7 separate regions of the Mus musculus genome follow, and regions 2, 3, 4, 5, 6 and 7 are each linked to region 1. The links are chromatin loops, found by intact Hi-C in ENCODE. Cell type or tissue: gastrocnemius. All regions are shown on one strand. Region 1 overlaps Tead1 (TEA domain family member 1). Region 2 overlaps Micalcl (MICAL C-terminal like). Region 3 overlaps Parva (parvin, alpha). Region 4 overlaps Micalcl (MICAL C-terminal like). Region 5 overlaps Tead1 (TEA domain family member 1). Region 6 holds the start of Tead1 (TEA domain family member 1). Region 7 overlaps Tead1 (TEA domain family member 1).

Region 1 (4,000 bases):
ACATCAGTAAGAGCTGGGTCAGAGGCCGAAGTCTCCTGAGAGGATTTGGGATCCCTTAGGCAAGGACAAATGACTCACACGAGCCCAGGATCCCCAGCTCCAGACTCTAGCCACCGAGAAACGAGGATCAGAATGCCGGCTCTGCAGGATCCCTAGCCTGGGCACCCTGCAGCAATTCTCCCCCCAACCCCCATCGCACCCCCTGTCCCCCACAGGCGGATCTGTGAATGGTCCATCCTCTCACTGAAAGGAGCTATGTGGGAGGGCACTGTCCACTTAGAGACCTCCCTAGATATTAGTAACTTACTCCTTGGATTTTCCCTGAAATGCCTCAAGCCATTGGCTTTTTAAACAGCCCATTCTTCCATCCATGTGTGAACTGCTTCAAGGTCTCCAAGGCTGGGTCCTAACAGCAATGCCAGTGTCTTGTTTAGTTTGAGGCCGACAGGAAACTGCGTTAGGAGCTTCCTCTCCTCCTTGATACGCTTCTGCATTCCATCAGCGTGCTCACCCGTTCCAGGTACCTGCTCCCTCTTGCAGGCTAATCCTCAAGGTTTTGTCCTCACTACCTACCATCTGGTCCTATTTCCTGTGATAGCATTTTAAGACCAGTTCAAAACACATTTTGGCATCACTCAATCTGCCTAAAGACAGCACCAAATTGTAATTAAGATAGCTACTCAGAGACCCTACATCAAAGCCGGGAAACAGGCTCACACTGCTGATAAGTCAAGGAATCCTATCTTTGTATGCAATACAGACGTCATTAAATCGAGGAGGAAGAGTTCAGGTAAGGACATTCTTTGTTTCTCTGGCTTCACAGAGCGCTCAGCTGCAAACTGGGGTCACTCAGCCTTTCTCCTGGAGGGCTCACATTTTCAGGGCACAATGCCTAGCACAGTGCTGATGGTGTGGCTAAGGAAGGCTGGTGTACCGTGCAGGCACACAAAGGCAAACTCAGGGCACCTACCCTGCTCAGGGGTGCTCCAGTGACACATCAGAGAGCTGGACCATGTGTCATCTCCTCACCAGTGTCCCCTTCTCTAATACGGCTGTCATCTGAGCAACCCTGCTCTCAGCGCCTGGTCATTCTGGCACTTAGACCACAGTGGACAGGAAACATGGAGCCTGGCACGGAGGAAAACTGACAGGGAGGGGTTATGCTGGGGGTGAATAGAGGGGCAACGCTCAACTAAGGGACCTTCCTTGTCCCAGGACTGAGACGGGGCAGGGACTGAGGAACTAACTACCCAGGATTTAACAGGCATACACAGGACACCACGCACAGCGTCCGACTATGAGATTTTGTATATACACGGAAGCAACTGCCAAACACTCCCTCCAGACACAGGTCCTGATTCCAGGACTGGCCCTTTAAAAAAGCCAGCACCTGTGGGAGTTTGCACTTCTTTTGTTTTGTTTGTTTGTTTGGTTTTTGGAGGCAGGGTTTCTCTGTATAGCCCTGGCTGTCCTGGAACTCACTTTGTAGACCAGGCTGGCCTTGAACTCAGAAATCCGCCTGCCTCTGCCTCCAAAGTGCTGGGATTAAAGGTGTGCACCACCACGCCCGGCTTGAGCTTGTACTTCTTTAAGCCCCTTGATGCACAACACTGAAACCATGTAGAAAGTGTAATTTCAAGCAGTCTCAATCATTTCTAAAACAGTCTTTGTTTTTTTAGGTTCTTCCTTCTTTCTTCACCCTCTGCTGTTTTTCTCTCAGTCTCTAGTGGAGCCAAAGGTAACAGAGGGACTGCCTTGCTGGTTTTCTACCAACACAAACAACCACCAACTTGAGGAAGTGCTGCCATCTGTTGTACATGGACCCCAGCGCCAGCAGGGGGCGTGCACCCACCCATTATTCTTCCATTAGAACCTCACAGCCTTGGGCCATGATCACAGGCAACTCCTCAGACATAAATGGACCAGACAGCCTTTTGGTCACAGTATCAGGACTCAGAGTCATCTGATCTGGATATGAATCCCATTTTGAGTATCAGCTGGCAGTCTAACATTAGACAAACTACTTCATAAGGATTAAATAAGTTAACACATAGGAAAGTTGGCACATAGGAAAGTTTTAAGAGGCACTGGTCATAATTGCTAATGAAACTAGCACTGTCCATATGATAGTGACAAAATTGAGAAGTCCTCAGGGATGACAACAGTGTTGTGTGGTGAGCCAGCAGGGTTTCAAACAAGGCTGGCACTGACTGTGCAGCCCTGTACCAGGGAGGCAGGCTAGGTCCCAAGCTCTTAGGCAACTAAGCAATCATGGTACAGAAGACCAGGGTTCAAAGCTGCCTATGAGACAGAATCCCCTTCAAGCCTCTTATCCAGGAAGTGACCTATTTCAGTGTGGAGCTACAGAGTACACCAATTCACCATCACTGTGCCTGGCTGCTTTGTTTCTTTTTTTTTTTCTCTCTAGTGAGAACAGAAGTTCTACTGAGAATATTCTTTAAGATCTATTTTATTTCAATTATGTATATGCACGTGTATCTGTCTCTGTGTAGGGTTGTATACATGAGCACAGGTGCCTACAGACCCATGGTGAGCTGCCTGATAGGGTGGCTGTGAACTGAACATCAATCAGTCCTCTGCAAGAGCAGAAAATATTTTTTTCTTTTGTTTTTTGAGACAGGGTTTCTCTGTGTAGCCTAGGCTGTCCTGGAACTCACTCTGTAGACCAGGCTGGCCTCGAATTCAGAAATCTGCCTGCCTCTGCCTCCCAAGTGCTGAGATTAAAGGCATGCGCCACCACTGCCCAGCAAGAAAATATTCTTTTTTTGTTGTTGTTGTTGTTTTTCGAGACAGGGTTTCTCCATGTAGCCCTGGCTGTCCTGGAACTCACTTTGTAGACCAGGCTGGCCTCGAACTCAGAAATCCGCCTGTCTCTGCCTCTCAAGTGCTGGGATTAAAGGCATGTGCCACCACGCCCGGCTGCAAGAAAATATTCTTAAGCTCAGAGCCAACTCCTGGCTTTAAGATAAGAGTGCATTATCACGTGTGATTGAAATGAGCCAACATTGCTGGAGAGAAGCAGAAGAAATACCCCTGCAGTTGACATGGGGTAAAGACCTAGAGATTCCAACTGCAACATTTAATTTAGTTGTGGTCCTTGAAACTGGCCACTTTGCTGGGCTCCTTAGCAAATGAATGTGTCTAATGGTTTCATGTTAAATTTTAACTATTTCCAAAAGTTTCTGAAATATACCAATGGAGAATTTTAAATGACCTCAATGTGTCTATCTTAGCATCAAAGTGCAATGTAATGAATGCCACGGAAGTCACACAAAGTCTCAAGAACCGAAGAAATCATCCACGTGTTTCGAATTTTTCAGCCTGATCTTAATTCTGAAGCAGCACTCGGGCCTATCGGGGCCAGCACAGAGCGTTTGCCCAGTGAGGTCACTGCAAGGACCGGTGTGCTTCAGATGCTGGTGGATGCTTTACATAACTTGGATAATTCCCTTTCACTTCAATGAGTCAACTACCACTTTTCTCCTCCAGTACACAGAGCATACTTTGGACCCTCATGTTTCCATTAAAATGAAAGATACACAATTTTCAGCCTCTACTCACTCAACTCAGGGTGGCTTATGGATCCACGGAATGGCAGTAAACTCCTGGTCCTCCTGTCTCTAGCTCCCAAATGCTGGCACACACCATCATGCTTAGGCTACATGATGCTGGCAAGCAAACCCAAGGCTCCAAGCATGCTAGGCAAGCACTCTACCAACTGCCCCTATATACATTTAACTGAAAAATGGCTGTGTGAAGGAAGGAGAGACTAGGGAACACAAAATTATGGTTTTAGTTGGTGAAATCCGAAATTACTAAACATCATGCCCCAAGTCAGAAACATCAAGATACATTAGAAAGTATTTTCATTGTCTGAAACTATACTGTCTCAGTGCTGAGGTGTCGTGGGTGGAACCCAGGGCTTGGCATGTACATACTCAATAAGCCTTCTCCAACTAAGCTACATGTCTAGCGTTCA
Region 2 (4,000 bases), 490 kb after region 1:
ACCCAGTACCCCAACTCCCTGCTTCAACCGGCTCAGTGGCCCATTTAGATGTCTCTTCAGTATGTCCAACCAACAGGTTCTAGCTCATTTCTTAGCTCAACACAATTCCCAGGCTTCCGTTTTCCTCAAAGCTCTAGGTGATAGGTACCTGATCATGTACTCAAACTATGCTTCTGTTGCTCTGAGAAAATGTGAGGAACTTAATGACACAGGGTCAGGCATCTCTGGGGACGCACATCTGAAGAAAAGCTAAGTCTAAGTTACCTCCACCCAAAAAGAGTTTCAAACATCTTTCAGGGACAGAGAGCCCTTGGTGGACTTTCAGTATGATTTTTGCTCTCTTTATATAAAGATTAGCATGTTAGGCAGTGCATACCAGGTGTAGGCTCTCAAAAGATGGCTGCTGTACACGTGGTCCATGAGCTCCCATAGGGTACCCCACCCTTGCCCCAGGCTGTTTCTGAGGGGAAAGATAACCGGGGAACATGGCTGCTGTGGAGGTGGGTTAGAGGGAAACCCTGGGAGAAAGGCCATCAGCTGCCAGGAACTGATGCAGGGGAGGCGCTGGCCTCCAGCCCATTACCCACACCCCATCCCAGCCTGCAACATAATGGTTCTAGCCTAAAAAGGCAAAACTTGTGAGTGAGTCGTTGTCTTGCTTCCTGCCCCCAGTTACTAAATTCCTGCCAAATTCCGTCTCCCTCTCTTTCTCGCCCCCTCAATCTTCTCTCCCTGCCTGAATCAGGCTCCTTAAGTAGCCTCCAAAGTCTCCTCAGCTCCACAGACTGTCCCTTTGTTCCTCTGAGGAGTCACAGAGGACCTTGTGACACAGAGTCAGGGACACCTTGGGCTAGACACAAGCTAGACAGAGAGGTCTTGGGATCTATAAGATCATGATGCAGAAGCCGCTCCCCTCTCCTTCCTGTCATCCCAGGATCCATCCTTGCTGTGAGATCTCTGGTCACAACGTCCTTATCCATTATCTTAAAGTCAGAGGTTGTGGAAGGCTTGAGAAATGGGGCCTGGTCTCTCCCCTTGACTTTGTCCTTGGGCCAAGGCATTGCCCAAGGGCCAGGCAGGACTCCAGAGGGGAAAGAAAGGCCAGGGAGGAGCTGAGAGATGGGAAACCTCTTCCATGAGACTGATCATGATTTCAAGCTCCTCTAAAAGATGGGAAAGGGACCCCCAGGACCCCAATTTATTCACGGGAGCAAGTTACTCACCTCCAGTGTCCTTATCCAAAAGTACCGCCCGCCATGCAGACACAAGCTAGCTTAGCATGATTCGCATCCATTTCCTTCCCCTTGCACACAAACTATCTGGCAAATAGATAGACCCCTGGTCTGCCTCAGAGGCCGTGGGACACCCGGCCCAGCCAGGGTTGCTCTAACTCTTGGCTTAGGAGCTCATTCTTTATCTACCTCCATCCTCTTCTCCCATTCTTGCTGTGGAGCTCTGAGATGGCCCAGCCAGGCTGCTTTGTCCTCTGTAGGGCAAAGGGACTGAGTGCTCCTGGCTAGCAGGTCCTTTTGTGCCAAAGGGGTTGAAAAGTAGGCCCTGGACAGGATTATAGTCTTTGTGCTCGCTGGGGCAATTCCTTGTGCGACTTTCTCTTGTTTTTGTTTGACAGCGGCGGCCTTTCCCCCTGATGGTGACGTTCAGTTCACTCTAAGCCAGCTCAATTGGAAAGGATGCCTATGCCCTATATCCTATAAGCCTTGTTCTGGGGCATAGGGGTTCTTGACTTTCGGGGTTGACATGATGACTGGGATTCCGAGTACTACTGCTTCCTAGTAGGAAGGACTCTGTCGTCTCAAAGTCTTGGAGCGCCCTCTAGGGGCAGCATCCTGCAAGTCTGAACCCATATACTGTTTCATTGGGCCCTAATCCAACCAGTTTTTAAACTTCCTTCCTTTTTTCCTCTCTCTCTTTCCCCCCTTTTACACATAAACAAGAACTCCTTTGAACTAGACCTTGCTAGGTCACAGAAATAACAGGTTCAAGCCCTGTCTGCACCTAGCATGACTGTTGCTTAAGACTCACACCCTGTATCCATTAGTAATGGAATGCTAAAGTCTCCAGGTCTGTCCCCGAAGTCCACCTCTGAGTAGTAGAAGTCTGTCTTGTTTTTTTTTTAGAACCCCTGTCCCTGATGTTTGCCAAGCTCCTATCTCACCTCATGCTGGGAGCTTGCTGAGGACTGACTGAGCGCCCTGACACTGGTGGTACTCAACTGTTGGGATGGCTTTAGCACCCAGGAGGACTGGCCTGAGAGGGATCCTAGCGCTTGTTGTGGGGAGACTCCTGGAAACCTTAGTTCTCTCTGTCCTCTCAGGTTTGACACCTGAAGGAGCTCAGATGATTCAGGTGTCATCTTAGCTTGTTCCCAGGTATGCAGGCCTGGTCTGGCTCCAAAGGTGGCCCTTGGCCCAGGTAGACACAGGAGAAGTGGTGAGTCTGGGGGTTGGTGGGAAGTGACTCATTGGCCAGGAATCAAGCTGACTCGGAAGGAGGAAGAGCAGAAGCCCAAGGCCGTGTTGGGTCAGCCTGGGCAGATGGAGGTGGGAGAGAGAACATGCAGACTAGGGGAGGCAGAAGAGGGTGATGGGGTCAGAGCAGGGTGGACCCTCAGCTTCTCACTCAAGGGTCCTGGAGGAATTCTGTTTGCTGTGTGACTGTGTGTGCATGGTCACTGTAGACACTGTTCCTCTTGTGGGAGCTCTGAAACTCACCCGGGGCCAAGATCTGGAGAAGAAATAAACTCTCTCTCTCTCTCTCTCTCTCTCTCTCTCTCTCTCACACACACACACACACACACACACACACACACACACACTTATATTCTAGTGCAAGCTGCTATCTTCTTGCCTTGGTCACAATGGCATAGAACCAAAAGCAGAGGTGGGGTGGGGTTGGGATCTAGTCCAGTTTCTGGGACAGAACCAAGCACCCGTCTCTCAGTTTCCCTTTCTCATTTCAAACTTGGAGCTCATAGCTGCTACAGCTCTGTGAAACTACAGAATCTTAAGGTGCTGGGATTTCCGAGTAGAGGGAGAGGAATGGAGAGTTCCCAAATCCCTCGGCAATGATTACAGCCAGCAGTGGAAATCAAGTCAAGCTAACAGTTTTCCTTGCCCTTGGATTCCAGGCTAGGCCAGAGAAGATACCATGTAAGGAATGAGCGAGACTGCCCTCCCCCACCCCTCCCCCTGCCCATGACTCACTGGACTGGAATCTTCTTCTCCAGTTCTGGTATTTGCTTGGAGTTGGAGACTGGAGGCTATGGGCCCGCTGCAGAGCTGAGGAGGGAGTAAGAGACCATTAGCTGTGTAGGGGAGGAATTTGTCTCCCATGGCTTACTCACCAAAAGTTAGCAGGAAGATGCTTAGGATGGGCGGAGACACTTCTTATCATAGTGTACTTCTCTGACCCCCCTCCCATTATTCATTAATTCATTCATTCATTTACTCACTCACTCATTCATACACACGTCCATAAAATAATTATATAGGAGGCTGGGGAGATGGTTTGATTCCCTGCAACCCAGATGAAATGCTGGGAGCAGGAAGGAAAGCCTTCCCCAGGAAAGGGCACATTAATGAGTTGCCCAGTGCTAACTGGTCAGGCCTGGAGACACATACTAGTAACACTATATAAACAAGACAGGTTATTTTTAGAAATATATCTGTATGATACAAATACATATATGCATGCAATAGCAATTAAGGAAAAAGGCCATGATTTCAAGTAGAGGAGGGAGAACTGTCTAGGAGAGTCTGGAGGGAGGGAAAGAAAAGGAGAAATGTTGTAATTAGATTCCAATCTCAAAAAGTAACCTGGCTGTAGAGGCATGTGTCTGTAATGGCGGTAGTCCTACAGTGAGATGGGAGAATAGAAACATCAGGAGAGACCCTGCCCCAATAAAGTAGAAAGTGAGAACTGACTCCTGGAAGTTGGGTTCCTGCGGAAGCACTTTTGCAGGGCCCTGTGTGCTTCCCCT
Region 3 (4,000 bases), 400 kb after region 1:
GGGGCTGGCCAGGGGTAGAGCATGCGCCTGATTCGGGGCCTTTCTGAAGCTTTAGACTGTTGTGTGGGGCAAAAGGCCCAGGAGGCTCTGAATACTCTCTTTAGGTCTTCCTCCTCTGCAGACTTGCTGTGTGCTACAATGATAAACTTTCTGTTTGTGAGAGACCCCTGGGTGGGGGATTAATGACTTTCATCTGGGGCAAACAACCTTCCAGTTTGTTGCTGGACTTTTCCATTGAGAATCTCATCCTGAAAAAACAGTGGAACCGGCAGCCAATGTCCTAGAGCCTAGGTGGCAGTTCACGTAACCACACCCGTCCCAAAGGCTTCGGATGGGCGAGATTGCAGGATCCTGTGCAGGTGAAATCACATGCCGCCAAGTCAAACCCTGAAGAGGAAGATGCTGAGGGGTGGGGTACATGGTGGCTGCACACACTCCTGAGGACCTGGGCTCAGACCCCCACATCGAAGCCAAGCATGGGGCGAGCATTCACTAACTCAAGCCTCATGCTGGAGTGGTGGAGGCAGGCCCATCCCTATAGGAAGAATCCTCCTCTTAACCGTACACAAGGTCGAGTCTACCATAGCTTGCACTTTCCGTAAGCTACAGAAGCTTTGGACACAGTGTTCAATTTTAGCAGACAGACATCCCTTGTCCTTTTTGTCTATTGCGCATGCTAGGAAGCTCATGGCCCCAGAAAGGGAAGATAGAATTGTTCTTTTTATTATTGTTATTAATGAAGGGTTCACCTGTCACAACCTCCTGCTGTGATAGCCCTCTGCTTCCCTGGGGCATGGGAAGGCCTTCCAACAGGCAACTTGACTAGATCCTTCAGGGATGTGCAAAGAATTCAGGTCTGGAAGGCAGGCAGGATCTGACTGTGGTCTGGAGATGTCACTTAACGGTCCTGGCTTGGTTTCCCCTCTGAACAGCCAAGGATTTTGCTCGTTCAATTCTCCTTCTATCCAAAGGAGAACAAACATGGAGCAGAAACCAAATCCACCAAGGCCACGGTCGTTATGACCATAGCAATATCAACAACGAAAGAGGAAGAATAAAACTCCACAGATCCACGTCTAATCTCACCTCCACCACACAGATTAACACAGCTACTCCTCTCCCTGTCTTCCCAGAACTCAGGACAGCCGATGTTCCAACTTCTCAGTGGTGATCTCGATCTTAGGAATTTCTAAACCAAGATGAGCCCTTTAAACACTGAAATGGAAGGAAATCAGGAAGCCCTCATCAAGGTCTGGTCGCACACATAATATAAGTTCATTTATCTCTACCAGCGTCATTTCATGGCTCTCGGTAGCTTTTGTCCTCTTTGTAGACCTCTGGGGTAAAGGACATTTGGGGCCTACACATGTTTGCAGAACAGGCTGGTACATCCTGTCCTTGCTACAGAGCCTGGCACATCGGTGGCAAAACAGACTTCTCTTTTGACACACTTTCTTTCAGGAGTCTGGTGGCTGCAGAAACCACCCCAGCCTTCGTCCCCTGCTGGCTGCTAAACTGCCTCCTGGAGCCCCCTGGTGGCCAGTACTATATTCACACCCCCCAGCCATACACTCTAGGACAAGGAGAAAATACCCTTAAAAAATCCACTCAAAGGTGAATCACTGATATGTATTACCATACCCGCTGGCACCCTGCATGTTCCTTGAGGCTGCCCTGGAAAATGACACCTTTCTCTAATGTCCCATCCATTTCTTATCCTCTGGTGTCTTCTGGGTACCAGGCTGTGTTGGTAGAAGAAGAGTAGCAAGCTCCCAGGGAGCTTTCCAGCATATAACAGAATGATCAGTCCCACACCCCTAAGCAAGCCCTGGGGACTGCACCAGTTGCCTCAGGGAAAGTGGAGACAAAAGGAGGGCAGAGGTGAAGAGTCAACCAGACCTTGCCATCTTTCCCAAGACTTCAGAAGGGAGCCAGGTAGAGAGAATGAAAGGCATTCCATGGAGGGGGAGTCTAGTGCTCAGGAAGCTAGAAGCTCTCAGGAGGGAGAGTGACAATGGGCCAGTGACACATGCAGGGATAAACGGAGAAGGCTCTTTCTTGAAAGCCTTGTGTATCATTGTGTCAGCACTGACTTTTCTAAGCATGCTGTAGGCTTCATACATCATTTGATTCCAACTTCACAGACGCTACGTAGGCCATCCATGACCCACCAACTCAACGCAGCCTGACTATGAGGAGATGATCAGAAGCACCCAACTTCCTGGAAATATAAGCTCTAGGGGCTGGACAGATGGCTCAGTGGTTAGGAGCACTTGTTGCTCTTCCAGAGGACCTGGGTTTGATTCCTAGCCACATGGTGGCTCACACCCATCTGTAACCCTAGTCCTAGAAGATCAGGTACTTTTTTTGTTTTGTTTTGTTTTGTTTTGTTTTTTGCCTCTGTGAGCACTATATGAATAAGACGCACAGATATACAAGCAGGCCAAAAATGTTCATCACACCAAAAAAAAAAAAAAAAAAAGGCAAAAATTTTAGAAAGAAAATATAAGAACCAAGGAAAGCCTGAAACCTATCCCTACCACAAGGAGATTAGGAATCTGGGCCCACCTAAGGAAATGTGGTCCCGGAGCAGAGAAAGATGGTTCTTAGGTAAGAAGAGCTAAGAGAATCCAAACAAAGTGTGGGTGTGTCCTCTAGTGAAAGCTGTGCATCAGTACTGGCTCACCCACTGTAACCAAGGTCTCCCACCAGCGTGAGTCTACAGTAGGGGGAAGGGTATGAGATATACATGAGGACCCTGTATTAGCCCCATATATTCTCTATAAATTCAAGTCTTCTCCAAAAAAAAAACAAATTAAAGCCTATTTTAAAATTATTACTGTTCACCTAAATATCTAAAGGAAAAGAAATGAAGGGATCTTTTAAAAGAACAAAGAAAGAAAAACCTTTGAGACAGTCTTTCATTGAGCCTAGAGTTGTGTTTTCAGGCTACATTGGCAACCAGTAAGCCCTAGTGACGTGACATGGATGTTATTACACATGTGCCCACACATGTGGAGATCAGAGGAGAACTTTCTGGAGTCTGTTTTCTCCTACCATGGGTTCTGGGGGACAGAATTCAGGACACAGGCTTTCATAGTAAGTAAGTACTTTTACCATTCTGTCAAGCCAGTCTTCAGCTTCCGATTCTGCCCCTTCCACTTCCCATTGCCTGGGCCTCCCGAGTGCTGGGACCACAGGCTTGCACCACGATGCTCAGGCTTATGCAGTACTGGGGTGGCACCCAGGGCTTTGGGTACACTAACTGGGTGAGCTCTCTGCCATCTGAGCCTCTTGGTTTTACACAAAGGTTCCATGTGATGAGTCACTAAAAATGGTTCTACGGTGATTTTTCCCCCTGTTTTATTTTCACATTTGAAGCTAAGATGGTTGTGGTGGTGGAGGATCCTCGGCTGTGTCCAGGGAAGGAAGGACACGGGTTTTGGAGTGAGCAATCTGGCAGGCTCAGCGTGAATCACAGACTGGTTGCGGGCACTGGGCCCTATTGAGATTTGCCGGTGATGCGTCCAGAGAGAGGAGGAGAAACAAGCAAGAGAGAACCAACTTCCCTAAAAGGAGAAAGCAAGAGGCCTTGTGTAGGACCCCTTGGATCCAGCCACAACCAATCAAATGTATCCACGGCTGAGCCCCAAATGTACGCCTGGAACAGGCTGGGCTGGCCCTCTGCAGACCGGCCTGACAGCTAGTCAAGGGAAAACAACCGCAGCACAGGAGGCGAAGCAGCTGGCTGGGGCCCTGGCTAAGGGAGGGGAAAGGCTTAGAGGGAGTTTCCTGAGAGCTGAAAAGAGCTAGGGTGTTTCACACAGGAGGCTTGGAAGCTAAATCTTGAATCCCAGGCAGAACAAAGGAGATCCCACATCAGTCTGAGGGCCATCCAATCCCTGATCCACAGTCCCTGGACCATACTGACTAAGGGTCCTGGGACTGCATATCCAACCACGCTCCCTGAATTTTGTAGCTTCCCCTGGTCTCCATGGTC
Region 4 (4,000 bases), 470 kb after region 1:
ACACCAGATAACTACACATGTGAGAGACCCAACAAACAAACAAACAAACACCCTCATAGCGTACGTTTATGATTTGTGCTGGGCTGCATTTCTAGCTGTCCTTGGGCTCCTGCAGTCCATGGGCCTTAAACCGGATACACCTGTGTCTTTAGGATAACCACTGAAGCTGTGACAGAGGGGACATGTAACACATGGCTACTGATATCTGTGAATGAGGCTGTCTTCTGTGCAGTGTGAGCATATGCATGTGTGTGTCTTTTCTAAGTGTGCAAAGCACAAGGTTTAAACATCTTATGCCTGGGCCTCTCCTGTGACTCTACAAGAGAATTGTGTGCAGCTCAGAACCCCACACTGAGCGGACTGTACAACCCACTCATTTACTGCTTGGTATAAAGGCTGCTGTGCTCTTTATCCTGGCTTCCTAGCTATGGCACTAGCTTTGCTATGTTATTGAAACCCACTGTGTCATACCCTGGGACCTGGGGCCTCTTGTGCCACCATGATGCTGCTCCTGCTGTTCGTGGTATAAAGAAGCACAAGTTCTGTTCATTGGAAGCATTGGACTTCAGCAATGCCTTCGATGGATTTGGGAAAAATCAGGCCAAAATATTTGCTTGCTTCAGTAATTTTGGATTTGAGCGACTCCTGGAAAGGCTCTGTAAGGGCCCAGTTCTTTTCTGACAATATTCTATTTGAATACAGGGTTAACATTACCTTTGGCTCCAACCCTATGGTCCACCTGTACTGGACAATTGCGGAGATCTCATTCCTCCCTTGAGCTGCTTCCTCAGAAATCGACCACACGGGACAGCTGGCAAGGAGTGTAACCTTGGACTCGATGCTTTTCCATTCAGAGACTAACAGAGATTATCTAAAGGGCATCTGCTCCCCAGACCCCATTCCCAAATGATGGCGAACTGTCAACAGGCAGTCCTCCACACCACAGGCTTTGTCTGCTTGTCGATCTGTTTCAGTCAGTTGCTATTGTGCTGGGAGTGACAATAAGAATCTACTCTGGGGACAGGAGGGTCGGCTCGGTAGGTAAGAGCACTTGCTGTTTGGTGACCGGCAACTCACAACTGCCTAGGACTTCAGCCCCAGCAAATCTAATTCTCGCTTTTGGCCTCCATAGGTACCTATGCACACACACACACACACACACACACACACACACACACACACACATCTCTAAAACAACAACAACCACCAAACAGGCCAGCTGGTGAGATGTCACTTGCTCCAAGCTTGATAACCTGATTTGATCCTAAGAAGCCATATGGTAGAAGGAGAGAACAAACTTCTACAAGTTGCCCTCTGTGTGCCATGACAGGCCATGGCATGTGAGTCACGAACACACATGAAATTATAAGTACATCAATGTAACATGAAATTTCAGAATCTACATGAAGTTATTCCTCCTCTTTTCCCGCTTTCCTTCTCTTTCCTTTCCTTCTTTGTGAGACAGGTTTAGTTCAAGGCTGGCCTTGAACTTCTCATCCTCTTGCCTCAGCCTCCTGAGAGGATTTCAGGCTTGAGCCACTAAGCATGACTTCCTTCAAGATCCATATATGGTCAAACATGTGAAATCTGTGGCCTATATGCATGTAGAAATCAGCTTAAACTCATCTGGAGGAGAGAGTTAGTTATAAATGTACGTGAATGAATGGATAAACAGATGGACTCGAGCTAAGAGAAGACCAGCCACCTGGCTGGGTTTTATAAGGATGGAGAGAAACTCAAAACAAAAGAGAAGAATCCATCCTTGTGAAGTTCTAAGATGTGATAGGCCCATTAATCAAGTGCTTCACTTAAAGGTGTGTGTGTGTGTGTGTGTGTGTGTGTGTGTGTGTGTATGTGTGTACTGGGACTTGGGGCTCACTAATATGACTGAACTGTCTGGTTAGCCAGCCCCAGGGTCCTCTTGCCTCTACTTCCTCAGCATCAGGATTGGGCTGCCACATCAAGGGTTTTATGCGAATGTGGGGATTGAACTCTGGGCCTCATCTTCTCTTCCCTGCTCCGCCATTATCATTTCCTCTTTCATCTATCTCTACCATCTCTAGAAGGCAGGTTGATTTATTAGTCCCATTTTACAGATGGGAAAATTTGAGAGATTAGAAACTGCAGAATGCTGATGACGTCAAGTTGCATTCGGGGACTCCTGACTCATCTCTGTGCTCCGTCCAGAATCCCACACTGGCACATAAGGCAGGAAACTGGCATTTCTTGGGTTCCTCGGCAACAAAGATGAAAACCACAGAGTAGCAGACAAATTGTTTCTCTCTTCCTGGCTGGGAGAGCCATTAAATCATTCATAATGTGTGTGCTGCTGCCCTCTGCTGGCAGCCTCCAGCATCTACATTGTCTTTGCTAGCCTTGTGAAGGAGAAACTGCTGGCTGAAGTGGAGGCTGTGGGAGATGGACCTTGCTCACCCGGCTTCCCCGGGAATAAACCTTTCATCCTTTGAGGCCCCTCTTCTTTTGCATTTGATTTCGCCTGTCTGCAGATGTGGAAAGAAGGATGAGACTTCACCAGACTACCTAGATCCGCATGGTAGTCTTTTGCAGGGGCATACTGTGTGATTCCAGCATTTAACACTGTCTAGTGTCTCAACCCAAACAGTTCCAAATAGGTGACAAAGTCAGGTCTGACTGTCCACAGGTGGGACTCAGGGCATCCAGGTCACTGAGTATGTGTGTGTGTGATTTAGACACAGGGAACCACAGGAGTTCTGTGTTGCCTGGGCCAAGATACCTGCCACACGCATAGACATCCAGTGTGTCCTGATTTGTCATCTGGGTGGATGGTTAGCTCTCTGCTTCACTTTGTTTCCTTTTCCTGAAAAAATTGGGGCAGGAGGACCCTATGCTGGGGTTGGGGTGGGAGCAACTCATTTCTGACTGTTGGGGAACAAAAAAAATTAAAAGAAAGCCAAAATTGTTGTCATGACAATGGTGAGCTCATTTCGCTCAGACGTCAGGGTCCTTGGCCTGCACCCCCCACCCTGCTCCCCTGCACAGTCCTCTAATTCAATGGGCCTGATGAATAACTCCCAGGCACAAAAGACCCTTTCAGGCTATCCCCAGTCATTATAGAGGGGCCTCGCCTAACTGTCGCAGCCCACTCCTTGTTTGCAGGCCTGCCTCTAAATTTGGTTATTCACAACCTTGATCATTCAATATTATTGCCTAACTGTGATCATTGTCTAATTATCCTAATAATACCTATTAAATAATTCTCATTAAATCACTTGAATGGGAGCAGCAGAGGCCAGCTCAAATACAACTTAACCCAATAAAGTATTGGTCATTCGCTGAGCAGCAAGGCAATCTCTTCAAGGGACTATATAGACTATCGAACCACAGAGGGATATGCCTATTACCAACTGTATGTTAGCAAGTCTTCGTTTTGATGGCCTGGTTAATAAAGTTTCCTCTTGGTTTCCTCTGGGGCTGGCCTCTGTGACCTGACTTTTATGTATGTATGTATGTAAGTATGTATGTATGTTTGTATGTATGTATGTATGTATTTATCTCTAGACCCTTGTTGGTTTCCATCTGTCACCTTCACAAGGACATTGGTGAGAAATTACCTATAAACCTAACAGGGTAGTTAGTTTACTGGGGATAGAAAGGGAACAAACAGAATCCATCTTTTGGCTGGTCAGATTCGCCTTTGACAACACTGAAAGCTGGCCTCCTTTCTGTAGGTATGGCTCCACATAGCTTCCCTTTGGAGACTGGAGGAGATACTCAGAACAAGCTTCAAATATCTACTGTTTATAATTTAAAGTTTCTGGCTGTGAATGGGTATTTCCTTTAAAGTGTCTTGTGTGGACAAGAATGTTCTGTAGAATATTAGTAGCGTTTGTTGACCATCTTCATGTATGGGCTGGCACTTGAATTCTCAAAATGACCTGGCACAGTGAAGGTTAGCTCACTTTTCTGGTGAGGGATCTACGAGGTTGAGTGAGTGATTTTCCAAGGACTATGTCCACCC
Region 5 (4,000 bases), 93 kb after region 1:
CCACCTCAAGTTTCCTGTCACCAGAAGAAACCTCCTGAACCACCCTTATAATTTCATCAGGATACCCTTAAATGTGATTTTTTTTAAAGGTGAAACTGTAATAAAGGGGACCCTCTCAGGATGCATAGTGAACTCTCTACTAACACCTTCCACCCAGTCCAGCGTGTTTTCCAAGTCTACAGTGAAGCCACTGCTATGCTGAGGCAGCTGCCCTTGGAGAGTCCTCATGGATGGGGGGGGGGGGGAGCGCCCACAGACAGACAGATAGACACACACACACACACACACACACAAAGTGAACAGTTCCTAGCACAATTTAAGAAAGTCAAGTCTGCCAAGCTCTTTGACAGATGGTTAATGTCTTAGAAAGGACCTAGAAACCTAGCCTTGTCTATGAGACTTCAGAGACCTAGTTCGTTCCTTCCTTCCTTCTCCCCAGTATCATTCTTAATAGATTTATTTTTATTTTATGAGTACCTGGGAGTACTGCATGTGTGTATGTGTACACCTGGTGTTGTAGATGCCAAGAGTCAGATCGCCCAGGAACGAGAGCCACGGGCAGTTATGAGCTAACATGTGGGTGCTGGAAACCCAGGTCCTCTGCACAAGCAGCCACCTCAAGCCCTAGATGAGGTATTTATTTTTATAAGGCCTTGAAAGTCCAGTAGGAGTTGAGCAAGCAGAGAGCAGGATCTAGGGTGTCCCTACATCTAGAGAAATTCACCCTCCCTCTTACGCTGTTACACAGAGCCAAACTACCAGAGCAGGTAGCAGTGTGTCAACACTAGACTCCTGGGACAGCAAAGAGATCAGAACACTGGCTCTGGACCCAAACTGCGCCTTGTGACTTGGCAGGAACGATAACCAGCTATATAATCATAAGCAAGTTGTTAGACTCTTCTGGACCGGGCTAATGTGTAAGGCAGTAACTACTTCAGATACTAATGTACTCATCTGGATACCACCATGCCCTCAATCCCTTCTCAGAAAACAAAACAAAAAAAAAAAACAGTGAGCTCTCCTAAGAAGTAAGTTGCATGTTGTATGCATTATGAAATGATGGCGGCAACCATTTGTAAAAAGCCAGAGGCTTAAATGTTAGGTGTTAGAATAGCACCTGGCATACTGCAGGCGTGATAATAATAATTAATACTATTGTTATTATTACCACGGCTATGATTCCTTGTCACAACAGCTGCTCCCGTTCAGGCCAGGACTCAGTGGCATACATTTCTTTCACTTTTTTCTTCAAGGCTGACCTCAAACTCATGTCTGCTTGCCTCTGCCTCGGAAGCACCATCTCTCCAGGCCAGAGTAAAACACCTTTCCAAAGGTTCATCACTATGCCAGTGTCCAAGCCACCCGAGAAGCCTCTGCGGCTAGAAACGCCCATGAGTACTGTCACAGGGCATCCAGCCACTGAGAATGCTGCCCACATACCCAGTTTACAACCCTGGTAGCCTAAGTCACCTGACAGCATCTTTCACAGTCAGCATCCATCTCCACTGTAAGTTGTGTGTTACCGTAAGACAAAACTCAAGCACACATTCTAGTGAGGAATGTGCAAGCTGAATAAACACACACTCTGATACTTAACCCCAGGCATGCCGCCTCCCCATACCTTTTCCACAACATCTGCTTTAGAGGTATGCAAGTTCTTATCAGGACATCACCATGCCCCCGACCTTATTCAGGAAAGTGGTTATAAAGCTGTCATGGAAGCACCCGTGCCTGGAATAGAACCATTCATCTGGGGACAGCCGCCAGAGCTATCTCAACGCTGCAGTGAGCAGCTCAGGTGATAAAAAGGGCAGGCAAGAGCAAGTCACAGGCAAAACTCAACCTATAAACAGAATAAATGTTACCCGGCACTGGGCTCATCAATGAACACATCCTCCAGAAAACTCTCTTCTTTACGTTGTCTAAGGGTTTCTGTGATGCTTGCAAAAAGAACAATGATCTGCACAAGATTTTCAGGTAATGACTCATAGGAAGGAAGGAAGGAGGGAGGGAGGGAGGGGGAAGGGGGGAGGGAGGAAGGAAGGAAGGGGGAAAGAGGGAGTGGGAGAAAAGAAGGGAAGGGAAGGGGGGAGCTAAGGTTGGGGGGAGGGGAGGAAAAGATGCATTTCTCTCCCCCCTCTGTCCTCCTTTTGAGACAGGGTCTCAGTGTATAGCTCTCACTATCCTAAGACTAGGTAGACAAGGCTAGCCTAGAACTGAAAGACCAACCTGCCTCTGTCCCACAAGTGCTACGAGTGCACTTAAAGGTATACACCCACTATGAGCAAATGTTTGTTTTCAATAAACCTAAAGGCCCAGGCTTCATGGCCATACCTTTCAGTGTGTGTTCTAGAAGGCCAAAGAGACGTGTCACTGAGACAGGGAGAGAAGTTGAAGAAATAACATCCGATGGGCTTCAAAGTATAGATTTGACTTTATTACTTGCCTGAAATGGCAGTGTTTTAGAGGAGGAGGGAAGATAGACTCTTCACAGAGGCATCAGGTCAATGAAACCCATCTGCAATGAACTGTAATCTAATGAGTGATTAGAGTCAAGTGAGACTTTGCAACACACCATAAAGTCCCTGGAGCATTTTCAAACACTAAATGCACCAACTGTGCCCAAAGGTAGGGCACGTAGAAGGGTACTTGCCAGGAATCTGTTACAAAGAATAGCATGGCATCAGAAAAGGCCACTGGCATTTTAAAAAAAAAAAAAAAAAAACAAGACACTTCCCCAAACACCCCCAGAATAAACCAGGTCTACTCTCAAGTGCAGGCTGAACGATGGAGAAAATCCTAGCTCGGCAGAGATCAAATTCAATGTGTCGGCACACAGCCCCTGAGCATCTGAAGAATAGATGTGAGTGTTCCCCAAGCCACCCACACCAGCACTGTGCCATAACTAGGGATATGGCTGGCTGACAGAGCAAGTGGTCGGGCACCTGTTTAACTCTGCACTCACGCTAAGAACGCACTGCTGTCTTCCCCACTCCAGCACAGACCCTGTGAGCCCCTGTGCCCAAGGCTCAGCATCCCAGCCACCCCAAGTGAGAGAAGAGATGCTCACTAATCCTACCCTCCCATGCTAGGACCCTGCTGTGTCTTCCCAAACCGGGACCCTGGGGACACCTTGCCATGGCGCACCCAGGCACCATGCACCCTTTCTATCTGTGCGGTTCTTCACAATTGTCTTTAATGATGGTTCTTACTTGGAGGAAATAAATAAACTTGATATAATTATCTCTTTTCCTCTAATTCCAAAAGTAACATATGTTCACTATTTTTAAAAACCCCATTAATACCAAATCCTATAATAGAAAGGCACACTGCAGCCCCACTCTCCTCCGCAGCCACCGTGAGTGGTTGTAAATGACTCCAGACTGTTTTGTGATCCCACCCACACAATGCATTTGAATGATATCAAAGACAGAACCTTTACTTAGTAATCAACAAAGCATTGCAAGGATTATGTATAAATGGTAATTTACACTTGTTGACAGGTTTCTGTATCAATGGAATGGGGCACAAAAAGATAAACTAGACCACACACTCTCGGGTGAAATACAAGCCATCGCTGTGCAAGGACCTGGGGCTTTAGAAGGGGTTGGCAGAGAAGGGCTATATGACTGACAGCACATACCCTCGTCCTTCAACCTCCTGCCTGCTATGGGGCTTCTCCCCTCTGCCCAACAGTTCCTCCCATCACACGAACAAAGGCCCATAAAAGTCTGCTCTCTACACATTCCACTCAGGAGAGCTCAGACAGATCTCTCCTTAATAGAGCCCAGCCTCCTGATAGAGCCTAGACCAGCTCTGCTGTGTACATGTTCTCACACACAACTGCATTCTCCCCAGACACTGCCAAGAAGTAGGGAGGGATACCCTGGCTTCCTTGCCTCCAGTCTTCTGATGACAACTGGCCCAAGGAGACCTCACAAGTGCTTATAGTCTAGGATGAGACAAAAAGGAAACATGTCTTCTGACCCTAAAGTCCCTT
Region 6 (4,000 bases), 190 kb after region 1:
CACAATGATTCTTTTTCCCCTTCTTCTCTCCGCCCGCCCTTTTTTTTTTTTTTAAACTCTTTTATAAAGGCAAAGTGTCTCTCTGGCTTTGTTTCAAACTTGTTTTTAAAAAATAAAAAGTATTCTAATATTTCCCTAAATCTTCAATTTAAACAATACTTGCCATTAAACAGAAAATAAAATGGCTTACTAAGGACATGAACAAGACTCAGTAATGGAGACAGCTTATCAGCTCATTTTTTATACAAACAACAAATAAAGCAATTGCAAACTCTGTTGAAAACCTGAAACCTAAGAGTCCGACACAGAGTTACACATTCAAAGAAATAGTACACAAAAATATCTTATGACCATTTATGGAAATACTGAGATTAGAAAAATACGCCTTTCCTCCTTAAAATCATCAATTTAAAACCTTGCTGTTGACAAAGGTTCAGCTAAACGCATTTGTCTTTCCGGAGTCGTGCTGTAACTGGGTCTACTGTTTCCTTCTAAAGAGGAAAGATTCTTACCAAAGTTGGATCTAAGTCTGGCCCTTATAAGCATTCAGATGCGCTTGGGCCCAAAGATCCTGCTATTCACAGAAAAGCGCAGACTCCGCTGAAAGGCGGAAGCCCCTGGCACAGTCTGTACAGCCTGAGGACTATTCCCAGCCTCAGTCTCAAGGCAGATTAGCCCCCACCCAAGAGCTCAGGCTTGCACAGACAAGCTACCCCTTGGCTCCGGGTAGATCGAGTCTCCCTAACGGGAAGGATCTGTCCACCCGGGGAACCACCTGCAGGCACTCGGCACACTCTAAGCCACCAGACCACCTAAACTAACAACGAATCCAGGCCACAGGGCGTAAAGGAGACTGCGATTCTGTTACTTGGCATTATCTGTAGGAATTGAAATATTTTCCATTCACTATTTTGAAATATGATCGTATTTACAGACCTTTTTGTTCCAAGGACCTCGGCTCCTTTCAAATGGCGCTATTTTAAAACCCCGGCCTTTCTACACTACCGATTCCTGGAATATCTGTCTGTAAGTTTCCAGCGCTGAGATCAATTTGCATTTCTGTAAATCACAGACAGCTTCTAAGAACTTAACAAGCCTCCTGAGAAACGCTGGTGGCTGGTATTTCATTGTTTCATAAATATTTTTATACGGGTGACACCATTCAACTTAAAATAAATCTTTAAAAAGGAAGACGATTAAGACCGAGGAAAATTAGTCTGGCTTTTATTTTCACGGGAAGAAGATAAGTGAAGTGTGAGCCCCACTTCTTAAAATGTAGCTTTGATTATTTTAAAAAATGCATTAAAAAAGAAAAAGGAAACTCCTAGAAGTTGAACTTTCTTTCAAACGGGCCTCTAGACTTTGAAAACAAGTGGTGCTTTCGCGAACAAAGGCTAAAAGTGTCCCCAGATTTTTTTTGGGGTCCTCCTGGGGATCGTATCTCCTCCAATAAACAAACAAATCCCCCAGTATTTCCTACCGAGGGGAAGTTTTCCAGGGAGAGTCTACTCCCGGGTTTGGTGGTAAGTGCGACTCAGTCTTTTTTGGACACAATGTTTCTGCTGACTCCTGAAAATTTTCCACTTGAATGTGCACTGGAGCGGCGGCGGCGGCGGCGGCAGCTCTGGAGAGGCGGCAAGAGCGAGAGAGCCCTCTTTCATCTCCCGGGAGGAGGAGCCCGGATCGGCGCGGACCCCGAAGGGGCCGGGCGCCGGGGGAGTCACCGGGCTGCAGGCTCTAAGCTGCGCGCCGAACGCTCTCCCACCCGCGATCGCGCCAAACTCGGCGCTTCCCAGGCAAGGAGCGAGGTGCGCGGGAGAGGGACGCTGGAGAGAGGGGCGCGCAGAAAGGCGAGCGGGGCCGCCTGTTGCCGCGCAGGGTTGCGGCCCAACTTGCAGGGCGGCGGGGCCGCTCCCCTCTTGGAGCCGCACACAAAGCGCCGATCGCGGTGACGCCTAGACAGCCCGCGCCCCCGAGTCCGCCCCGCGCGCAACTTACCACGGCAGCCCGAGCGGGCGCGGCAAACTTCGGGGCGCTGGGCCGCCGCCCCCGCGTTACTCCAGCCGGTACTCCCTGCGGTACTCCCGCGCCGGGCAGCCCCAACCCGGCCTCGCCGGCTCCCGGGACGGGCAGGGCGCGCCGGGGCAGCTGCCCGCGCTCCGGCGACGCTGCGCGCTGGGGGGTCAGCGCATGGCCTGCGCCCCGCCGCGGCCGCCCCGGGCCCGGGCCCCGGCGCGCGGACTCCCCGCGAGCTGGAAGCGAGTGTGCGAAGTGCTGGGGGGCGCCCGCGGCGGGCGGCGGGGCCGCGGAGGCTCGGCTCGGCTCGGGCGGCGCGGCGCGGCGCGAGCGATGCGAAGAATGTGCGGAATGAGGACAGGAATGAAATGAACGCCAGGACCGAACTCGCTCCGGAGGGGTGGGGCCTCGGTGACGTCATGCCGCCGGGTCCTGGATGGGGCGGGGCCTGCCGCCGCGGTGACGTCATGGTGTGGGGCGGGACGCGTGGGGCGGGACTTGGCGCCCACGGGGGAGCGAGCCGCGCGCGATGGCGGGGGCTCAGGGCTTTGTGCGGTCCGAGGCGGGGCGGCCGGATACTAGGAATGCCGGGTGTGCGCCCTCCGCCTGCTGTGCCTCAGTTTACCCCCTCCTGGTTTGCACAGGCAACGACGCTCCCAGGCTGGAAGGGAGGTTGCTCTTCAGGAAACTGAGGCCGGAGTGGGCGGCTTCCCCAGCCCGCCACTCCTCCTCTAGCCGTTTCGCTTTACCCAAGTTCGGGGTGCTCGCGCAAATTCTGGGCTTTGCGAACTCCGGGTTGGAGCGTCACGGAGTCCTCGCCCGCCTCCTGCCCTGTCTTTCTAGAAGTGAAGCTCACTCGTGCTGCGAGTTGAGTCTACAGAAATCCTGCACCCGGTTAAATAAAATAAATAAAGTCTTGCCTGGCTGCAAAAAGCAGCTTTGTGCCGTCCCTTTATGGAGAAAGTGAGAATCAATCATAAAAGGTTTGAACTCTTTTTGGAGTGGACGGCGCCTCAGTACTTGAGAAACTCCGGTAAAGTTAACGGAGGCTGGGACAGACATGCTGGCAGTTTGGGCCGGTAGCAGTCCGTAGTTTCCCAGAAAGGAGCCGGCCCTTCCCGCACCGGGACTTCCTTCTTTCAGCTCTGGCTTCAGAACAAACTAATGGCGCCTGTTTTGTGCCCGAGGATTCCTGGAGTGTGCATAACTCAGGAAAGCCAATGGGACTCACTGAGCGCGTTTGATCGGAAACAACGATTACCAGTGCGTTTTAAAGGCAGAAATATCTTTCTCTAATGCATTTTTAAAATTATACGTCAAGAGAATTGAAGACTCCCATGCCGTTGTAAAAAGTAATACAGAGACATTCTTTGTTCGCTTCACTCAGCTCTTCCCCACGCCTGTCAACCAAAATTATATCCCAGCCAGGGTATTAATTTTCGAGCAGATTTTCCAGATCAACTTGTACACATCACTGTGTATTTTTTTAATTCTATACATTCTATAATTTCTCACCTGTGTAGATGTCCACCGCAATCAGGTACAAATGTGTATTATTTCCAGTTACTATGCAGTAATGTGACAGGTTGACAGTAAGAACTTCACACACCCGAGCAGAGTATTAGAAAATACACGACGATTTTTCCCTTTAAAACTCTGGCAGGTGTATGTCTCTTTTCCAGATAGCCTTCCATTAACACCAGCGAATAAGACAGAGGGCAGAAAACGCCAGAAGCAGTTAAAAGCACTTGCTGCTCTGCAGAGGACCAGGCTCCTGTCAGGTTCCCCACATGGTCGCTTTCAACAGTCTGTAACTCCAGTTCCAGGAGCACCAGGCACAAACATGGTGTACACGTGCAGGTAAAACATTTGTAAACATAAATAAATAAGAGATTTTTATGTCTGGTAGCAGGGCGAGCCTACCAGTGGGTACATTTCTAAACCAGTATTTATCTTGCCCATGACAGGCCAGTTACCCTTCAGA
Region 7 (4,000 bases), 81 kb after region 1:
AAGCCCCTCCCTACCTGGGTTAAATTTCATCAGCCAGTGCCCAGGGGCATCTCACCTCATCTCATTTCAATCTGTTTCCTCCACTCCTTCCAGACTGTCCCCATCCATCCATCCATCCATCCATCCATCCACACATTCAACAGAACTTACCAGCCATGAAAGTTGTGGCAGACATGGTACGCTAATGCAGGGAACACAAAAACCCGACCCCAACTCACAAGAGATTCAAAGGCCAGCGTCAGTGTCCTGACATAGGACCCTTAAAACTCGATGAAAAGGAGCTGGTAAGATAGCTCAGTGGTGAAGGCTCTTGTCAAGCCTGACAACTGATCTCAATCTCCCAAAGCCGGAGAGAGAACTGACTCCCACAAGCCACCCTCCACCCACGCGCTGTGGTGGGCGCTCTCCCCGCCCCCACCCCCCGAGAGAACAAGCGCTGTGGGGGGCGCTCTCCCCGCCCCCACCCCCCAAGAGAACAAGTAACTGGGAAAAGTCAGGCACGGTTGTGCATACCCGTAACCTGGGAGGCTGAAGCAGGAGGATTAAGAGTTTAAAGCCAGCCGGGCGTGGTGGCACATGCCTTTAATCCCAGCACTCAGGAGGCGGAGGCAGGTGGATTTCTGAGTTCGAGGCCAGCCTGGTCTACAAAGTGAGTTCCAGGACAGCCAGGGCTACAAAGAGAAACCCTGTCTTGAAAAACCAAAAGAGTTTAAAGCCAGCCTAGACTGCCTACTGACCTGAGCTACTTAAGACTTAGTGAGACTCACTTCCTAAGAAGAGCACGTGCTCAGAGGTGGAGACCAAGTTTTCCTAGAGGAGAAAACCAGGGTTGTTGGGGCACTCTTACTTTTGGTACCACCATGCACATCCACCCTGAAACTTGTATCCCAACCTGCAAATACAAGAGGGACCAGTATGGGGGAAAGGCAGGAAAGCTGGAGAACAGGCAATATATTAGGCTCTGTTATTCTCCACTCCCTCTGACACCTAATTCCTTGGCTTGGCTGTCTCCCACCACCCACCTCTGCTGGTATGAGAACTGTTCCCGTTCAAAAGCTTGTTCATCTGCCCGTCTGTCCAAAGTGCCCATGGAGATGCCATCGCTACACATGTGAAGAATCTACGCTGAAATAACTGAAGTCTGAGATCACAAACAGAGAGAGCAGTGACCCTAGCTGGAAAGGCAGGCTCTGACTCCTCACATCGACACGGATGACTGCAGACCTTTCTGGGCAGAGATGCCTGGCTCAGGAGGGAGAAAAATGATCCCCTACACTCCAGCCACAAATCACCCACTGACCATCTATCTCCTCTGAAAACCAAAACCAGCTCTCAACCTGAAGAGCTTCCCTATCGATGACCACCATGGGTGACTCTCCTGGGGCTTCCCAGGTCACACAGTTCAAGAAAACCCTAGGAAAAGATTTTTTTAAAAAATCAAATTAGGTCTAATAATAATAATAATAATAATAATAATAGGAACAAAATCATTGCATCATCTGCTTAGTTTCCCCTTTCAAAACAAACAAACAAAAAAAAAATTCTCACCTACATCTGCTGTCTAGCGTATCTACTACACATGAGATTCCAGGTGGAAGGGACCATCGTTTTTATCCAACTTGACAACTAACCTGAAGACAGAGACTTGTGTCACACGCAGCTGTCGGAGCAAGGGGCTGGGAGTTCCTATGGTTCAAAGTGCAACGTGCCTGTTGTTCAACTAAGGAATATAGTATCTGAAACAGTAACCGTAAATTAAAGTGACACATGCCTTGGGTGGTTGGTTTTTGTAATTTAACACACAGACACACAAACACAGACAGATACACACAAAATCTGATGAGGGAGAGAAAACTTGAAGTTAAGTGTGGGTGAGCATACTACAGTCCTAGCACTCGGAGGATCAGAGGCAGGAAGACAGAGTTCCTGGCCAGCCTGGGATAGACTATGCAAAATGAGAGGGAAGAGAGAAATACAAAGATTAGTGAGAATAAAAGGCCTAGTGTTGGGCATTATATTGATGACAATTAACTCATAGTCGTCTGAATAAATATTGAGGGCCAATACATGTTTAAAAAGTGCCTTTTACAAACTTTTTTAATGTACGTCTGTATGTGGGTTTGCGCATGTAAATGTAGTACCTACAGAGGCCAGAAGAGGGCATCAGATCTACTTGGTGCTGGAGTTATAAGTAGTAGTGAGCTACCTAGCCTGGGTACCAAGAACCAATCTCAGGTCCTCTGTGTGAAAGAGCAGAAGGTGCTCTTAGCTGCTGAGCCAGGTTTCCAGCCTTAAAATGACTTTTAACTGCACTGACTGGAATCTGTGAAAGGAGGACAGGCACACATATTTCTCAGGGATGTCTTAAAACTTGCATCCCTACCCCTCTCCTAAGAGCGATGGGTTGCTGGGGGACATCAATCATGGCCACCAGAGAAACTCACGCTCCTTTTATGGAGACCAGGCATGCAGGTCTCAAATTTGAAGGACAAATGGGAACCAGGGCTGCTTTTGAGCCAGGCTCAATTGCAAATGCAAGATGTTTGCCTCCAGTGATCACACACAGCACCCTGCCTTCAACACACCAGGTCTTTCTGTGTGCTTGTTTCAATAAACAAGCTCACTGGTTCCAATTCCTTTCATGCAAGTCTTTGACCTGAAACCTGAGATCCTACTATGTGTGGACCAATGCCTTGCATCTGATGAGGAAAACGGCGATCAAATTCTCGCCTTTAAAGAAGACAGCTTAGGGGCTGGAGAGATGGCTTAGCCATTAAGAGCACTGACTGTGCTCCCAGAGGTCCTAAGTTTCATTCCCAGCAACCACATGGAGACTCACAACCATCTGTAATGAGATCTGACACCCTTTTTTGGTGTGTCTGAAAACAGCTACAGTGTACTCATATACATAAAATAAATAAAATTGGAGAAAGAGGATGAAGAAGAGGAGGAAGAGGAAGAGGGGGAAGGGGATCGGGAGGGGGAGGGGGGAGAGAAGGAGAACAGTCAATCACTCTACAGCAGGAGGTTTCTTGGTTTTGTTCTTTTAGATTTATTTTTATTTTATGTACACTGTCGCTGTCTTTAGACACAAGAAGAGGGCATCAAATCCCATTATAGATTGTTGTGAGCCACCATGTGGTTGCTGGGAATTGAACTCAGGACCTCTGGGAGAGCAGCCAGTGTGTGTTCTTAACCAGTGAGCCATCTCTCCAGCCCCTACAGCAGGAGTTTTAAAATGTGTGTGGGGGGAGACAGAGAGAACAAGAGAGGAAAAACAAGCATATGTCTGGATATATCTGAAAATGCAGATCAAATTAACTATTAGGTATTTTCTAGCTATCAGAGACTTTACAATTTAAAGACCCAGCACTGATCATAACCTGAGAAAGTGAGTTACTTCTGTAATGGGGTAGACACTGGTAATACAGCGAATTATGAAGGCTCTTAAAGAAGATAACCCACCTTTTAATTACATTTAGGAATTGGTATTAAGAAAATTACCAACATTATTATTCCAGAACATTCATTTAAAAAATATTTATTTATTTTATGCATGTGAGTACACTGTCATTTTCAGACACACCAGAAGAGGACATCAGATCCAATTACAGGTGGTTGTGAGCCACCATGTGGTTGCTGGGAATTGAACTCAGGACCTCTGGAAGAGCAGTCAGTGCTCTGAACCGCTAAGCCATCTCTCCAGCCCTCTAGAACATTCATAATAGCTACTTATGGAAGGGAAAATCATTTTAATCACAATAAAAAAATAAGTAACTAGTAAAGCATATATGAATCTATATGCATTCCCTGTTTGCATTTCTTGATACATACTTATAAACAATTTTTCAGTAGTTTCAGAGATTTTTCAATGATATGTAGGTATGTAAGTTACACTCTTGAGCTGTGAGTAGTGGTGTAGGCCTTTAATTTCAGCACTCAGGAGACAGAGGCAGGGGGATCCAGCCCAGCCTGGTCTACAGAGCAAGTTCAAGAACAA

Evidence for each region. Peaks named below come from ENCODE experiments on the same cell type or tissue, not always from the same donor. Only the 100,000 strongest peaks of a DNase experiment are listed, where the experiment ranks them.
Region 2: a loop joins it to region 1, with 4 times the contacts of the local background. A loop is called at or near these places in 13 of 42 quality-filtered maps.
Region 3: a loop joins it to region 1, with 6 times the contacts of the local background. A loop is called at or near these places in 29 of 42 quality-filtered maps.
Region 4: a loop joins it to region 1, with 6 times the contacts of the local background. A loop is called at or near these places in 27 of 42 quality-filtered maps.
Region 5: a loop joins it to region 1, with 2.5 times the contacts of the local background. A loop is called at or near these places in 6 of 42 quality-filtered maps.
Region 6: it touches region 1 in a loop (5-fold over the local background); 18 of 42 quality-filtered maps call a loop at or near these places.
Region 7: it touches region 1 in a loop (2.4-fold over the local background); 5 of 42 quality-filtered maps call a loop at or near these places.

What each region holds. Positions count from the first base shown.
Region 1 is chr7:112,863,776-112,867,775 of GRCm38, reverse strand. All of the region lies in intron 9 of Tead1 (TEA domain family member 1), which reads right to left. Among named protein-coding and RNA genes, the nearest start is that of Rassf10, 88 kb to the left of the region's middle. In gastrocnemius, a CTCF peak has its summit at 1,828 (motif pointing right); a DNase peak (open chromatin) is centred at 1,847; H3K27ac peaks cover 2,756 bases.
Region 2 is chr7:112,375,314-112,379,313 of GRCm38, reverse strand. It overlaps Micalcl (MICAL C-terminal like), which reads right to left. Exons shown (of 10, transcript NM_001381862.1): 1 at 3,945-4,000; 2 at 3,225-3,299. Among named protein-coding and RNA genes, the nearest start is that of Micalcl, 2.5 kb to the right of the region's middle. In gastrocnemius, a CTCF peak has its summit at 1,862 (motif pointing left); DNase peaks (open chromatin) are centred at 1,826 and 2,447; H3K27ac peaks cover 2,137 bases.
Region 3 is chr7:112,467,501-112,471,500 of GRCm38, reverse strand. All of the region lies in intron 1 of Parva (parvin, alpha), which reads right to left. Among named protein-coding and RNA genes, the nearest start is that of Gm45998, 18 kb to the right of the region's middle. In gastrocnemius, a CTCF peak has its summit at 1,533 (motif pointing left); DNase peaks (open chromatin) are centred at 1,524, 3,521 and 3,694; H3K27ac peaks cover 2,806 bases.
Region 4 is chr7:112,398,662-112,402,661 of GRCm38, reverse strand. All of the region lies in intron 7 of Micalcl (MICAL C-terminal like), which reads right to left. All of the region lies in intron 1 of Gm51494 (a long non-coding RNA gene), which reads left to right. Among named protein-coding and RNA genes, the nearest start is that of Gm51494, 14 kb to the left of the region's middle. In gastrocnemius, a CTCF peak has its summit at 2,343 (motif pointing left); DNase peaks (open chromatin) are centred at 1,950 and 2,334.
Region 5 is chr7:112,770,576-112,774,575 of GRCm38, reverse strand. All of the region lies in intron 2 of Tead1 (TEA domain family member 1), which reads right to left. Among named protein-coding and RNA genes, the nearest start is that of Tead1, 93 kb to the right of the region's middle. In gastrocnemius, no CTCF peak of the experiment used is centred here; no DNase peak of the experiment used is centred here; H3K27ac peaks cover 3,653 bases.
Region 6 is chr7:112,677,725-112,681,724 of GRCm38, reverse strand. Tead1 (TEA domain family member 1) reads right to left here and starts at 2,369. Exons shown (of 13, transcript NM_009346.4): 1 at 1,999-2,369. In gastrocnemius, a CTCF peak has its summit at 2,857; DNase peaks (open chromatin) are centred at 671, 1,844, 2,458 and 3,133; H3K4me3 peaks cover 3,530 bases; H3K27ac peaks cover 3,434 bases.
Region 7 is chr7:112,782,635-112,786,634 of GRCm38, reverse strand. All of the region lies in intron 2 of Tead1 (TEA domain family member 1), which reads right to left. Among named protein-coding and RNA genes, the nearest start is that of Tead1, 110 kb to the right of the region's middle. In gastrocnemius, a CTCF peak has its summit at 2,150 (motif pointing right); no DNase peak of the experiment used is centred here; H3K27ac peaks cover 2,917 bases.